2 separate regions of the Homo sapiens genome follow, and region 2 is linked to region 1. A link is a contact called in ENCODE Hi-C data. All regions are on one chromosome and are shown on one strand. Each heading gives the region's core, a stretch centred on a gene start or an enhancer-like site at or near the end of the contact. The rest is flanking DNA. Distances are from core to core; before and after follow the strand shown.

Region 1 (7,461 bases), core at 3,634-6,133:
TGGTATTATGGGCCATGCCCAGCTAATTTTTGGATTTATAGTAGAGATGGGGTTTCACTGTGTTGGCAAGGCTGGTCCTGAACTCCTGACCTCAAGTGATCAGCCCACCTTGGCCTCCCAAAGTGCTGGGATTGTAGGTGTGAGCCACCACGCCAAGCCGTGGATATTTTTCTTAAATTTCTTTTCCAGCAAATGCATACCATTTGTTTTTTAGTATCAGAATGTAAATTCCCACAGTGAGAAGCAACTAAATAATACTTATTTTCATCTTTTATACCCTTTTTTCTTTTCTTTTCTTTTCTTTTGTGTGTGTGTGTGTTTCTTTTTTTTTTTGAGACAGAGTCTCACTCTGTTGCCCAGGCTGGAGTGCAGTGGTACAATCACAGCTCACTGCAGCCTCAACCTCCCAGGCTCAAGCATTCCTCCCACCTCAGCCTCCCTAGTAGTTGGGATTACAGCCATGTCCCACCAGGCCTGGTTAATTTTTTTTTTTATTACTTTTTTTTAGAGACGAAGTCTCACTATGCTGGTCTGAAACTCCTGGGCTCAAGCCATTCTCCTGCCTTGGCCTCACAAAGTGTTGGGATTACAGGCATGAGCCACCAAACCTGGTCCTATCTATAATTAAAAGCACGTAACTGAAGACCAATTCTTCATTACAACTGGAGACCCTAATCTGAAGAGGCTAGTTGGGAGCAAGGTGGTGTAGACACTACTGGTATCCCAACCACGGACCAATTGACACTTTGGGATGAATAATTCTTTGTCATAAAGGTTTGTCTTTGCACTGCAGGATGTTCAGCAATATCCCTGGCCCCTACCCATTAGATGCCAGTAGCACAGAGCTCCAACACAGAGATGTGACCACCTAAAATATCTCCAGACACTGCCAAATATTCACTAGGGAACAAAATCAGCTTGCTTGAGAACGATTGCGTTAGGCCAAAGACCTCACAAAATCAAATCCTCTGTGCCTTTGCCAATTCAAATTGCTCCTTTAACTCCATGGTCAACTCTACCCACTTAGCCACCCACCAACATAAAATACAGACACAAACACCCTCACATTCTTCATATGAAATACCTTGAACATTGTCTAGTGTTCTTCCTCTGAGCCATATGTGGCCAATTTGGCTAAGAGGAGAGAAGTAACCACTGATGCCTATTTCCTACCCTCCACTGACATGGGAGTTCATGCTTATCCTTTTAAATGTATTTAAGTTCATAATGTGCTGACTTTCTTTCTTTGTTTCTTTTTGGAGATGGAGTCTCGCTCTGTTGCCCAGGCTGGAGTGCAGTGGCATAATCATACATGACTGAAGCTTCAAACTCCTGGCTTCAAGCAATCCTCCTGCCTCAGCCTCCTGAGTAGCTGGGATTACAGATGTGAGCCACCGTGTTGGCATGTCTTGACTTCTGAAGCTCTAAAATGCCTCCAGCTTCTTTATCCACTAGCCACGCTCTGTAAATCCATGCTCCTCCATAAATTTTGTTTGACCATAATATTATTTAATTAACTATGTCTATTCTGCCTTGAAATTGTTTTCTTCATTTGGCACTTAAATATACAGTTATGACCCAAGCTCAAGACAGCTATTTCCTGAAGTTATTCTAGATTAGATCCTATTAATTAAAACTGGGAGTAGGGATTTTTAGAATCAAACCCCAAAATCCTTTTTTCCTAAAACATTCCAAAACAATGAGACACGTTAGCTTATATAAATTTTATTTTCGTGCCTCTTAATACCTTTGAGGGATGTTTATTCTCCCCACTACCAGCCGTCTGGTGTTTGAAGCAGTGAGGAAAATGGTCAGAGCTAATTGATTTCCTATATGGAGAAAACATTATTAATGAATTCTTCACTGTGGAAAATTCTGAAAAGTGGATCTGCCATTACTAGATTCATAGCCTTGAGCAAGCATGTTAATCTCTCCTAGGCTATTTCATCTTTGGTAAAATGAGGATGCTGACATCTACCCTCTAGGGCTATTATATTGAATGAAATGACCTGTTTCAAGCTTTTAGCCCTGTGCTTGATATACAGGTGTTTTATGAGTGTCCTTTTTAGTGCTGCTTCTCTTCTTTATTTCCAGCACTTGCTAAATACTTTCTGGGGTCCAGGGCAAAATGAAAATATGGGGCTTCCTTGTTAAAAAATTAAGAATTTCAAGACAAGAGCAGAATATGAAATCAAGTGTTGAGCCCTATGTGACTGCCTACGTCACATACTCATCAAGCCAGCCCTGCTTGCTCCCCTAGGATTTCCAAGGGTCTACTTTTCTATCCTTTCACGAAATTAAAAGCCACTCTTCAAATTAAACAACGGATGGGGAAATAAATGCAACTAACTAAAGAGGGCTTGATTACGTGCATTGTTTTTTAACACTGTCTCACTTAAGCAACATGTTGAATGTTAGTGAGCCTAGGGCTCTTCTAGAGAGACCGTTTTCATCTGCCATAGTATTTTAGTGTTTATATCATTTTCTATCTGGAAGAATGAAAAGAAAAACAAACTTTGGTTGTCTATTAGTAATCAGACCACTGAATGTTGTCCAAGAAGCACTTAGTGGACAAAGAGACACTCAATTCAAAAGCTCTCTATGTAGGCTGGGTCGCGGTGGCTCATGCCTGTAGTCCTAACACTTTGGGAGGCCAAGGCGGGCGGATCACTTGAGGTCAGGAGTTGGAAACCAGCCTGGCCAACATGGTGAAACCCTGTCTCTACTGAAAATACAAAAATTAGCTGGGTATGGTGGCACACGCCTGTAATCACAGCTACTCAGGTGGCTGAGGCAGGAGAATTGTTTGAACCCAGGAGGCAGAGGTTGCAGTGAGCCCAGATCGCACCACTGCACTCCAACCTGGGAGACAGACTGAGACTCTGTCTCAAAATAAATAAATAAATAACTAAATAAAATGAAAAACCACCAAACAACTATCTAGACTTATCAAACAGCTTTCACAAAGATAGCAGCCTAGCTCTCTGAACAGGTAATTTATAACCTAGATAGCAGACTTTGAAAGAACTGGTCCAGACATCTAAGAATTAAATATGCAAAGAGGAAGATTTTGTTTCCAAACCACTGAGACCCAGCTCTGCTTGTTATTCCCTTTTCTTCATGGATGCATCAACATATCCTTTAAAGCAGGGGTCCCCAGTCCCCAGGCCATGGACCAGAACCAGTCCCTGGCCTGTTAAGAACCATGCCGCATAGCAGGAGGTGAGTAGCGGGCCCGGGAGTGCAGCTTCATCTGTATTCACAGCCACTCTCCACTACTGGCATGACTGCCTGAGCACTGCTTCTTGTCAGATCAGCAGCGGCATTAGATTCTCACAGGAGCCTGAACGCTACTGTGAACTCGCATGCGAGGGATCTAGGTTGCATGCTTCTTATGAGAATCTAATGCCTGATGATCTATCACTATCTCCCATCACCCCAGATGGGACAGTCTAGTTGCAGGAAAACACGCTCAGGGCTCCCACTGATTCTACCTCATTATCTATTAAAATGTAATAATAATAGAAATAAAGTGCACAACAAATGTAACGCACTTGGATCATCCCAAAACCATCCCCCTCCCTTCTGTCTGTGGAAAAATTGTCTTCCATGAAACCAGCCCCTGGTGCCAAAAAGGTTGGGAATGGCTGCTTTAAAGGGTTTCTCAAGGTTCTAATATTTTATTTGATAAGAAGTAGAATCATATAAAAAACCAAACATATGTGTTAATTTGGGTATTTATACAGATATAGTGTATATACATACATACAGGCATGGAGGAATTTCCAAATTTCCTCTATTGTAAAACATACACATACACACACCAACACACACATGCACACATGGTATCCTAATAGAAGGCAAGGAGAATAGACATTTACTGAGCACTTCCTATGTGCCACATGTTTTATATACATTAGGATATTACAGTATATGGTAGCTTTTATCCATTCATTCAATCTCAATACTTTTTTTTTTTTTTAAGAGTAGAGCAACTGAGGCTCACAGCAGTTATGTAACCTGCCCAAAGTCACACAGCATGATGGAGGGTCTGGATTGGAGATTTTGTCTGACTACAACACTCATGTATCAAATCCTATTCAGTTTTGATGTTAAAAATTCTGTGGTTGAATTCGTCACAGTGTCTTTAAATAAAACAACAACAAACAAAACACAGCAAACCTTAACATAGTTGCTAATCATATGAGTTTACAAGGCCACCTGTGTCTTTACTATCAGTTACACTCCTTCCCACCCCATCACATTAATCACTCAGGTCTAGGGATTTGCAAGTTTGCTAACAGCCGAATGGAACAAAGACAAAACGCTAAAATTTGTGATGTGGGCCTAACTCCAAAGCCTTCAAGAAAAAAAAAAAAAGGCCAGGCGCAGTGGCTCATGCCTGTGATCTCAACACTTTGGGAGGCCTAGGAGGGTGGATCACCTGAGGACAGGAGTTCGAAACCAGCCTGACCAACATGGTGAAACCTCGTCTCTACTAAATACAAAAAAATTAGCTGGGCGTGATGGCGCATGCCTGTTAATCCCAGCTACTTGGGAGGCTGAGGCAGGAGAATCGCTTGAATCCGGGAGGCAGAGGTTGCAGTGAGCCGGTATTGCGTCACTGTTGCCCACTCCAGCCTGAGCAACAAGAACGAAACTCCGTCTCAAAAAAAAAAAAAATAGCCATTTGTGCTTTCAATCTCTCCGCTTCCGGCCTCCACCCGGCGGGAAAAAACTCCCGCACGTGGGCCTCCACGATTCCTTGGCATGCGTGTCACTCTGGGCAACAGGCTGGTCGGCCACGACTGCGCAGGCGAGAGGCACAGAGCGACTGGAGACTGTAGTCCCCCGGTTTCCCTGGAGACCAGGCGGAAGCGGCCGGAAGTAGCGCTGCGGTTGGCAGCGGCGGGATGGAGAAGCTGGGGGTGGAGCCGGAGGAGGAAGGCGGCGGCGACGACGACGAGGAAGACGCCGAGGCCTGGGCCATGGAACTGGCGGACGTGGGGGCGGCAGCCAGCTCGCAGGGTGCGCCGCAGCCAGAGGAGCCAGCGGCCTCCTTGGGTGTAAATGAGAAGGGTGGGGCAGGCGGACGCTCGGGGCGGCGGCCACTGGGGCGCGACCGTCCCCGCCCCACTCGGCTCCTCTAAGAGAGGGCTGCCTCCCTCTGCCTTGTGTTACGCGGCGGGTACCTCTAGAGGAATGGCTTCACCCAGCAGGAGTAGGGTGGGGCGCGTCCACACTACAAATACGTGTCGAGGGTTTATCTGCGCCGTCCTTTCCTCTGTGAGGGGCGAGGTGGGGCGGGAATCCCTCAGCCAGCCCGACGAAAACTGCAGAGGCTTCTGGGCCTTTTAACTTTGGAGAAGTTGAGGACCTTGTCGCTCATTTGGCAGAAGGTGGGACCCGGATCTCAGTCCTGGCAGGAAGGGATGGCTCAGAACCTAGGCGGAGTCAGGTCCGCTGTGGTCACGTCTCCGGTGACCCACTTCCAGCTCTGGTCTTTACCTTGTACCGCCCACCTCAGGGCCTGGATGTAAAGGCACCGGTTCTCATTTCCTGCTGGTTTTGTTTCATTCATTAATTTAGAGACAAGGTCTCCCTGCAGCCTCGAACCCCTGGGCTCAAGTGATCCTCCGCCCCAGCCTCTCCGTCCCGAGTAGCTGGGACAGCAGGCACGTGCCACCACACCTGGCTGATTTTCAGATTTTTTTAGATCAGGTGTAGCTGTGTTGTCCAGGCTGGTCTCAAACTCCAGCCACAAGCGATCCTTCCACCTCAGCTTCGAAAAGTATTGGGATTACAGTAGTTAGCCATCGTGCCTGGCCTTTTAAATTTTGGAACTTTAGGTTTACCTGAAAGTTGCAGAGCTAGATCCCCCTAGTGTTAACATAAACTCAGTACATTTGTCAAAACTAGGAAATTAACATTGGTATAATACTATTAATTGAACTACACGCTTTATTAATATTCTACCAGTTTTTCTGCTAACGTTCATTTTCTGTTCCAGGATCCCAACCAGAATATTGTATTGTATTTTGCCTGTCTTGTTTTTAGCCAGTGTTGAGAGAAGGAGTCGCCTCTGTCATTCCCTCCCCGACAAATAATGACCTAACAACTTTTTAAAATCAAAGAACTATTCAGTCTTTCAATTTAGTGAATATTTATTGGTGGTCTGTTATGTCCTAGACACTGTTTTAGGCACTGGCGATTTAGCATTAAACCAGATAATCCTGCTGCCATGGGAGCTAAAAATAGCCCACACTTGTACCCACTGGTTGTCTTTTGCCATTTTGTATTTCAGTTTTTGTTGGTTTGTTTGTTTTAAATGTAAGGGCATGCTGCTTAGAATAATTTTCAAGCTGTGTGAAAATCAACGTCATTTCAACTTTTCTGCCCCTTCTGGTTTACACTAAGAGCTACTATAAACTTCCAGGTGATAGTATTAGCTCTTTCATCATCCATTATTTATCACATTTTTTCCCTTCAAACTTATTACTATCCTGAGAAAAACGCAGTGCACAAACAGTAATTAAGAGGACTGAAGACCCTACCCTAAGTGGAGTTTCATGTCTTTGTAATTTTTCGATGCTTTCACACATAATCCAGGAGAAAACACGTCACTCTGCATTCTTCCTTCACAGGTACCATGTTTTAAGGAACTGTCAGTTGCTCAGAGATAATAAGCAGCCTGAATTTCTTTTTATTTCTTTGCATATTGTGCAGGAGTTCATGATCAAGTGTTGCCCACACCAAATGCTTCATCCAGAGTCATAGTACATGTGGATCTGGATTGCTTTTATGCACAAGTAGAAATGATCTCAAATCCAGAGCTAAAAGACAAACCTTTAGGTAACTGTAGATTTATAATATTTTTAATTGCATAATGATTAGATTAGCAACTCATCATGCTCATTATATACTGATTTATTAACCTTATTAAGAAAGATTTTGGAAGCAGTTCTTACAGTGCTTTATAGCTGGTCATTTTTGCTTCACTACCAAGTGTAAATTTTACAAGCCTCATTTAATAAGTGGTGAATCTGAGAATAGTGTAGTCGGCAGAACAAATGAAGAGAAAGCAGAATAAATGTTACTTTTCTGTGCTGGTTAGTAGCTTAGTTTGCTGGTCAGATTTCTTTTTCTCACTATTTGAAATTTTACAGGCTTTGTTCTCAAAAACAGCCTCTTATTACATTTTAGTGGAAGTGTTCGTCTGTCCTCCCCTTTCTGAAATTATCTCTTAAATTGTGTAACATCTAACTAACTAGTTGGATTTTGAACATAAACCTAAGTATTATTAAGACAGCAAACTTGCCGTAAAAACATAAGCATCTTTTTAAATAAAAGCCAAAATAAATTTTATATTGGATATTTGTTGATATGCTAGCTTGTTTTATCATTTTTATTATTCATATTTTAAATTGAGAAAGATAAAGAGATTTTCTTTCATGCATGCAG
Region 2 (7,461 bases), core at 1,524-4,023, 5.6 Mb after region 1:
TTTCCAGAGGATATACAGTTAAAAGAAGCTATTCACTCTGCTTCTAGCTTTTTTTTTTTTTTTTGAGACAGGGTTCTCCCTTTGTCGCTCAAGCTAGAGTGGAGTGGCTCGATCATAGCTCACTGCAACCTCCTCCTCCTTGGCTCAAGCAATCCTCCCACCTCAGCCTCCTGAGTAGCTGACACTACAGCTTATACTTGTATTATCTGCAGAGACAGGGTTTCACCATGTTACCCAGGTTGGTCATCAACTCCTGGACTCAAGCGATCCCCCAGCCTCCACCTCCCACAGTGCTGAGATTACAGGCGTGAGCCACTATGCCTGGCCAATTCTCTTTAGAGAATGTTAGATCTGCCAAAGAGTTTATGGACCATCTCAAATCCTAAATCTTTAAAAGTCCTCTATAAACCAGCTGAATCTGACCCATGTCCAAAACCCACCTCGCCCGACTTCTTTCCGCTCTTTTCCTCCTTGCAAGCTGAATTTGCAATTCCCTAAAAAACAGAGTTGCCTAAGGTTTGTAGCCAGTGTGAGTCACATGACCAATTCTTTTCTAATGAAAATGTTAGAGGATGGGATTAACATACCTTTTATAGGTAAACAATGTTGTGATTCACTTTTTTTTTTTTTTTTTGGTGGTTGTTGAGTATATTCTCTGCATTTCAGGGTGCGTATTTGAACGACAGAAATTTAATAATTTATGCAACCAAAAAGTTAACGGTGTTCCTTATGTATTAGGTAAGTCAAAATGAGCCTGGAGTGGTTTTGAATTACCACTTGGGGATAATAGATTTCAAGGCAGCATCTCCAGTGTGCTTCCTGCGTCTTGTGATGATTCCTAAATTCTGTCCACTTTTACTCGTTTGTATATACCCCATTCAAAAACAGCCAACATCAGCCTCGAAACTATGTTGTTTAAACTCAAGAGCAGTTTTGTTCCATGCTTATATTGTTGTCCATACCTTCAGCAGGACCAAGCCATAAATAAATACTTGCTGGTTTGTGTTGACTGAATGATTTAAGATAAATAAACAACCTCAAATGCCTACTGAGGCCAGATAATGTAAATGGGAAAAGCAAACAGCGGGGAGTGTGGTGAACAGGAGCACCCTAGGTTCCTCTAAAGGGTGTGGCTTCGACCACACTTCAAACCTAGTTTGCACTTTTGGAAAATGGATCCCACGTTGTCAGAGATTCTGGTTTTCCAAGAGATGCTGGAATCTGGGTTTTTCATGCAATCCCTCAATGTTTAAAATGTTGGTAATCAATTCAAATTTTTACAATACATTTTGAAGGCCAATACTGTAAACCAAACTAAGCACTTCTAGGGAGCCCATGCAACGAATTTGCAATCTTTTCATTAAACAGCACAGCTAATATGAAAACACGCTTTTTTTTTCTTTTTCTTTTTTGAGACAGAGTCTTATTCCGTCACCCAGGCTGGAATGCAGTGGCGCGATCTCGGCTCACTGCAACCTCCGCCTCCCAGGTTCAAGCGATTCTCGTGCCTCAGCCGCCCAAGCAACTGGGACGACAGGCGTGCACCACCAAGGCCGGCTAATCTTTTGTATTTCAGTAGAGACGGGGTTTCACCATATTGGCAAGGCTGGTCTCGAACTCCTGGCCTCAAACGAACCACCCGCCTCGGCCTCCCAAAGAGCTGGGATTACAGGCGTGAGCCACCGCGTTCGGCGAAAACACACATTTTCTAAGAAACTGATTGCTGGGAAGGCTACAGTGGGTAAGAGCTCTTGCTCTCTGTGGGCCTGCCTGGTTCGGAATCAGGGCAGTGCTCTCTGCCTAAGTGAACTTGGGCAATTTTCTACAAACCTCAGTTTCTGCACCCGTAAAGTAGCAACGGTTGTTCTGAGGACGGAATGAGAAAATGCATGTCAAAGTCCTTAGCATGAAGCGGCTCTCAGTAACCGTTAACCACTCCTAATTACTCCTCTTCATAATAGTAGAATTACTCATGGCCTCGCCAAACATTATGCAAATAATTTCACGTTCCCAGGTAGCTCAGCCCTCCCACAAAAGATTTGAACGTTTTCCATATGATAACGATCCACTCGTTTTTGCTAAACATCCACAATGGGCGATATCGACCTATCTGGAAGGACACACACAAATCCCTTCCCAACTCAAACACGATGTTCTTTCTGGCTGGCACCAGGGCTTCTGTTTGCAGTGACTTCCTGGGACCCGGAGCTTTCTCACAGGGCCTCTGGCATCTCCTCTGCGGTGATTAAGGTTCTTCTCATTTCCCTTCCCTGTTACTGCCCATACTCTTCAAGTTCGAAAAGTTTCCTTTTCCAATCTCTTTTCTGGGCTTGTTTACCCAAGTCTCTAATTGCCAAGGCCTCTGGTCTCTCCCCACCCACAACGTTCCTCCTGGTTAAACCCTTCCCCTCCCGCCACTCCCAGCTCCCGCCACTCCCAGCTCCCGCCACCACTGCCGCTGACGACGTCCAGCGTTTGCAGATGGTCAAAGCCGACCCCCTTCTCCTCCCACCTCGTTTTGTAAGGAAGTAATTTCGGGGCCGAGCGCTCTGCGCCCCCCGCCGCGGGTCGGCGCCGCCGCGGGTCGGGAGCGTGTCCGGGCAGGTCGCGCTCAGCGGGGTACTTCCCCGCCCGCGTCCCGCGTCCGCTCCCATAACGCCGTCTGCGGGGCGGGGACAGGGGCGGGGACAGGGGCGGGCCGGGCGTCTAGTTTCCCTACGTCACCAGGGAAGTTCTCACTGGACAAAAGCGTGGTCTCTGGCGCGGGGATCTCAGAGTTTCCCGGGCACTCACCGTGTGTAGTTGGCATCTCCGCGCGTCCGGACACCCGATCCCAGCATCCCTGCCTGCAGGACTGTTCGTGTTCAGCTCGCGTCCTGCAGCTGTCCGAGGTGCTCCAGTTGGAGGCTGAGGTTCCCGGGCTCTGTAGCTGAGTGGGCGGCGGCACCGGCGGAGATGCCTGGGAAGAAGGCGCGCAAGAACGCTCAACCGAGCCCCGCGCGGGCTCCAGCAGGTACCGACCCGCTGGGGCCAGCGAAGACCCAGGCCGGGCGGGGTCGGGGCCGGGGTCGAGGTCTCGGCTGGGGCGGGCTCAGCTCGCCGGGGCTCAAGCACAGACTGCACGGGGGTCAAGGTCGGGCCAGGTCTGTGCCCTGGCGCGAGCCTTAGGGGCGCCTCCAGAAAGTTCTTCGGGGTTTTTCCCCAGGACCGGCGGGTACGGCGGGTACGGCGAGGGACCAAGCCGGATTTGCGATTGGGATGCAGCTGCGTTTCACCAGGGGCAAAAAGCTCCTTTCCTCCTCTCTTTCCTCCTCGCCACTTGCCCTTCCCCGGGGCCACGAGGAACAAGTGCAAGTGTAGGCGGCTGTCTCTAGGAGAAAGTCATTGTCGCGGCAGAAGGGGCAGGAGAGAGCCCCGGGGACCGCCTGGACTCCCAGCGCTTCCAGAGACGGCCCCACAAGGGCCCCTGTGTTCAGGAGCCTAGAAAATCTTGTAACATTTAAATAATCGATATTGTGGGAGGTGGGGATAGGAGAATAGGAGTTAGTCCGCTCCTTTTTTTCATTCATTCATTCGCACTCCCCACCCCGATACATACAGCTCCATCGTAAGTTTTCAGGCCAGCGCCCCGGCCCCATGCTTTTTCTAAATCTAAACAGAGAACCCAGTCACTGCCCAGAGCCCGAAGTCTGTGTGGGCCATACTGCTGTTGCATCAGACGATTATACGCCCCCCCCACCTTTTAAGTTACTTTCATTTTATAGAGCTCCTGGGGCGTGCGAAGGAAGTGGTGCATTGCAAATGTGACCATGCCTAAGTTGGTAACAGGCTGCTGTCTCTGGCGCTTGTGTGGGATGGAAAAAGCTTTGTCTACCTTTTGTGATGTCTTAGGATTCTGACCTTGTTTCTTTCTGAAGGATCTTACTTATGCATAGCACTTTCTGGTCCGACTTAATTCCCAAGAACAGGAAGCAGCACAAAGTCCCTCTTAAACTTGATTTGATTGATACTAATACATTTATAGGTGTGTAATGCAATTTTTAAAAAATTAAGGAAATGACCGGGAAGTATTTTCTGCCTTGTTTTCTACATTTTTGGTGAAAGGGATAACTTTTCCACTTAGAATTCAGGGCTTCCAGTGTCGGACGCTGAATGGTATTTGGTTTTTCTTTTAGAACTGTATATTAATATATCTCAATCTCTGTAGACAACATGTCTATGTAAATACTTCCCAACATATTTGATCTTGTAGCCCATAAAGAATAACACCTTAAGGGATTTATTAGGTCTCTTGGTGTAGGAGTTAGGAAAGATTTCACTCACTTCTTGTAGAGAGAAATTGGTTGAAATATAGGTTTAAGATTTTGCTTTACTATATATTGACAGCTTTGATTTATTTTGAGCCTAAATACGGTATTTTCAGGGTCGATTTATAAAATAGACCAGATTTTAATTTGTAATCATGATTTTTTAATGTTTGTAATCATGAAGTGTACCCGAAAGACCTCAAGCTGCTCTTTGAAATATTCAAGAAAATTGAAATTATAGTCAGTATAGATACGATATTATAGTCAGTATAGTGTTAACTGCACTTACTGAAAAAAAGTGTACTTGGAAATTATAAGCATCATTTTTCTTAATATTCAGTTAGAATAACTCAATTCCAAAAAGTAGTAAACATGTGAATTAAACATTGCTTATTTTCTGCTCCTCTCATTTCCATAAAGGCAATGGATTGGTACATAATGGGGTTATAGGAAGAAGTGGGTTTACATTAAAATAGAAATGTTTAAATTATTTTAGAGAATGTGGACTTAATTTTAGAATAAGATTTTATGAGTCTTTTATGAAAAAATATCAGCGTTTTTTAACGAGAAAAAGAATACCTCTAGATTTGCCTATATAATGAGAGTATAACCTAAGCTGTAAATTATTGCCATTTGAAAATCAAATCCTACTTGAAAGCCACACAGAACTTGACTTCTGTTTCCCAGCCAACCTTAAATGAAGAGAAAAAGATGACATCATCTAAGGCTGGTGACTTATGCTACTCTTTGTAGCATTGCTTTTAAAATAAACAAAGTGGTTTTACAATGTTCTCACATCCCAAAGAATGATAATGCTACTCTTTGTGGTATTTGACATATTTGAAAGTAAGGTAACACTTGCCTCATCCAGGATGCGTTTTTTAAAAACTCAAAGTAAATGTCTTTATTCTTACCTTAACGATTGCTTTCGGTGAGTCACAATGTGTGTAAGTGTGTGTGTGTGTCACATTTGGAAAACAGGTGCACATAAAGCCAAAGTTAAGAGAAATGCTTCCTGGGATACTCAATTTGTCACTAGTGTGGGCGTATTAGGTTTTGCTGGTTACAGTCTGTAATATCATCAATGTTCATGTCCATGTTTTGCTTTCCTTCTCAGAGCTGGAAGTCGAGTGTGCTACTCAACTCAGGAGATTTGGAGACAAACTGAACTTCCGGCAGAAACTTCTGAATCTGATATCCAAACTCTTCTGCTCAGGAACCTGACTGCATCAAAAACTTGCATGAGGGGACTCCTTCAAAAGAGTTTTCTCAGGAGGTGCACGTTTCATCAATTTGAAGAAAGACTGCATTGTAATTGAGAGGAATGTGAAGGTGCATTCATGGGTGCCCTTGGAAACGGAAGATGGAATACATCAAAGTGAATTTCTGTTCAAGTTTTCCCAGATTATCATTCTTTGGGATGAGAGAACATTATAAAACCACTTTGTTTATTTTAAAGCAAGAATGGAAGACCCTTGAAAATAAAGAAGTAATTATTGACACATTTCTTTTTTACTTAGAGAATCGTTCTAGTGTTTTTGCCGAAGATTACCGCTGGCCTACTGTGAAGGGAGATGACCTGTGATTAGACTGGGCGGCTGGGGAGAAACAGTTCAGTGCATTGTTGTTGTTGCTGTTTTTGGTGTTTTGCTTTTCAGTGCCAACTCAGCACATTGTATATGATTCGGTTTATACATATTACCTTGTTATAATGAAAAAACTCATTCTGAGAACACTGAAATGTTATACTCAGTGTTGATTTCTTCGGTCACTACACAACGTAAAATCATTTGTTTCTTTTGACTCAAATTGTATTGCTTCTGTTCAGATGATCTTTCATTCAATGTGTTCCTGTTGGGCGTTACTAGAAACTATGGAAAACTGGAAAATAACTTTGAAAAAATTGGATAAAGTATAGGAGGGTTACTTGGGGCCAGTAAATCAGTAGACTGAACATTCAATATAATAAAAGAACATGGGGATTTTGTATAACCAGGGATAATAAAAAGAAAAAAGAAGTTAATTTTTAATTGATGTTTTTGAAACTTAGTAGAACAAATATTCAGAAGTAACTTGATAAGATATGAATGTTTCTAAAGAAGTTTCTAAAGGTTCGGAAAATGCTCCTTGTCACATTAGTGTGCATCCTACAAAAAGTGATCTCTTAATGTAAATTAAGAATATTTTCATAATTGGAATATACTTTTCTTAAAAAAAAGGAACAGTTAGTTCTCATCTAGAATGAAAGTTCCATATATGCATTGGTGAATATATATGTATACACATACTTACATACTTATATGGGTATCTGTATAGATAATTTGTATTAGAGTATTATATAGCTTCTTAGTAGGGTCTCAAGTAAGTTTCATTTTTTTTATCTGGGCTATATACAGTCCTCAAATAAATAATGTCTTGATTTTATTTCAGCAGGAATAATTTTATTTATTTTGCCTATTTATAATTAAAGTATTTTTCTTTAGTTTGAAAATGTGTATTAAAGTTACATTTTTGAGTTACAAGAGTCTTATAACTACTTGAATTTTTAGTTAAAATGTCTTAATGTAGGTTGTAGTCACTTTAGATGGAAAATTACCTCACATCTGTTTTCTTCAGTATTACTTAAGATTGTTTATTTAGTGGTAGAGAGTTTTTTTTTTCAGCCTAGAGGCAGCTATTTTACCATCTGGTATTTATGGTCTAATTTGTATTTAAACATATGCACACATATAAAAGTTGATACTGTGGCAGTAAACTATTAAAAGTTTTCACTGTTCTTTTCTGTGTGTTAATTTTGTCTTCATCTTGTAAGCTACTAATTACTAAGTGTTCATTATCAAGCCAAAGTATTTTAACTGATTTCCATCAGCAGACATCCTCTGACCTTCTGACCACACTGTCTCCTCCCAGTAGTTGGAGTAGAAAATATAGGGGAGTTTGCATGATTTCTGCTCTCAAGGGACTTACACTTTAATTGGGAGGGGAAATAGTGAAAAATAGGAAATGAATGCCCAACATAGGTCCTTTTTTTTTTTTTTTCTGAGACAGAGTCTTGCTCTGTCGCCCAGGCTGGAGTGCATTGGCACAATTTTGGCTCACTGCAACCTCTGCCTCCTGGGTCTAAGTGATTCTCGTGCTAAAGCCTCCCCCACAC

The links. A loop is a pair of places that touch in the nucleus more often than their neighbours do. Pooled maps may share reads with other maps.
Region 2: a map of naive thymus-derived CD4-positive, alpha-beta T cell shows a loop between it and region 1 (14-fold over the local background). The contact joins the promoter of PMAIP1 here to the promoter of POLI in region 1. A Hi-C loop is called at or near these places in 2 of 168 maps with a recorded cell type or tissue (both naive thymus-derived CD4-positive, alpha-beta T cell), 1 of 37 single-sample maps with no recorded cell type and 8 of 50 pooled maps.

What each region holds. Positions count from the first base shown.
Region 1 is chr18:54,264,634-54,272,094 of GRCh38, forward strand. POLI (DNA polymerase iota) reads left to right here and starts at 4,884. Exons shown (of 10, transcript NM_007195.3): 1 at 4,884-5,028; 2 at 6,727-6,852. The coding sequence starts at 4,914. LOC124904307 (a long non-coding RNA gene) reads right to left here and starts at 5,272. Exons shown (of 2, transcript XR_007066379.1): 1 at 5,193-5,272. RefSeq lists enhancers at 4,246-4,395, 4,656-4,785, 5,316-5,365 and a silencer at 4,996-5,245.
Region 2 is chr18:59,897,223-59,904,683 of GRCh38, forward strand. PMAIP1 (phorbol-12-myristate-13-acetate-induced protein 1) reads left to right here and starts at 2,774. Exons shown (of 2, transcript NM_021127.3): 1 at 2,774-3,013; 2 at 5,425-7,083. The coding sequence starts at 2,956. The coding sequence ends at 5,531. RefSeq lists an enhancer at 1,863-2,614 and silencers at 2,371-2,780, 2,931-3,140.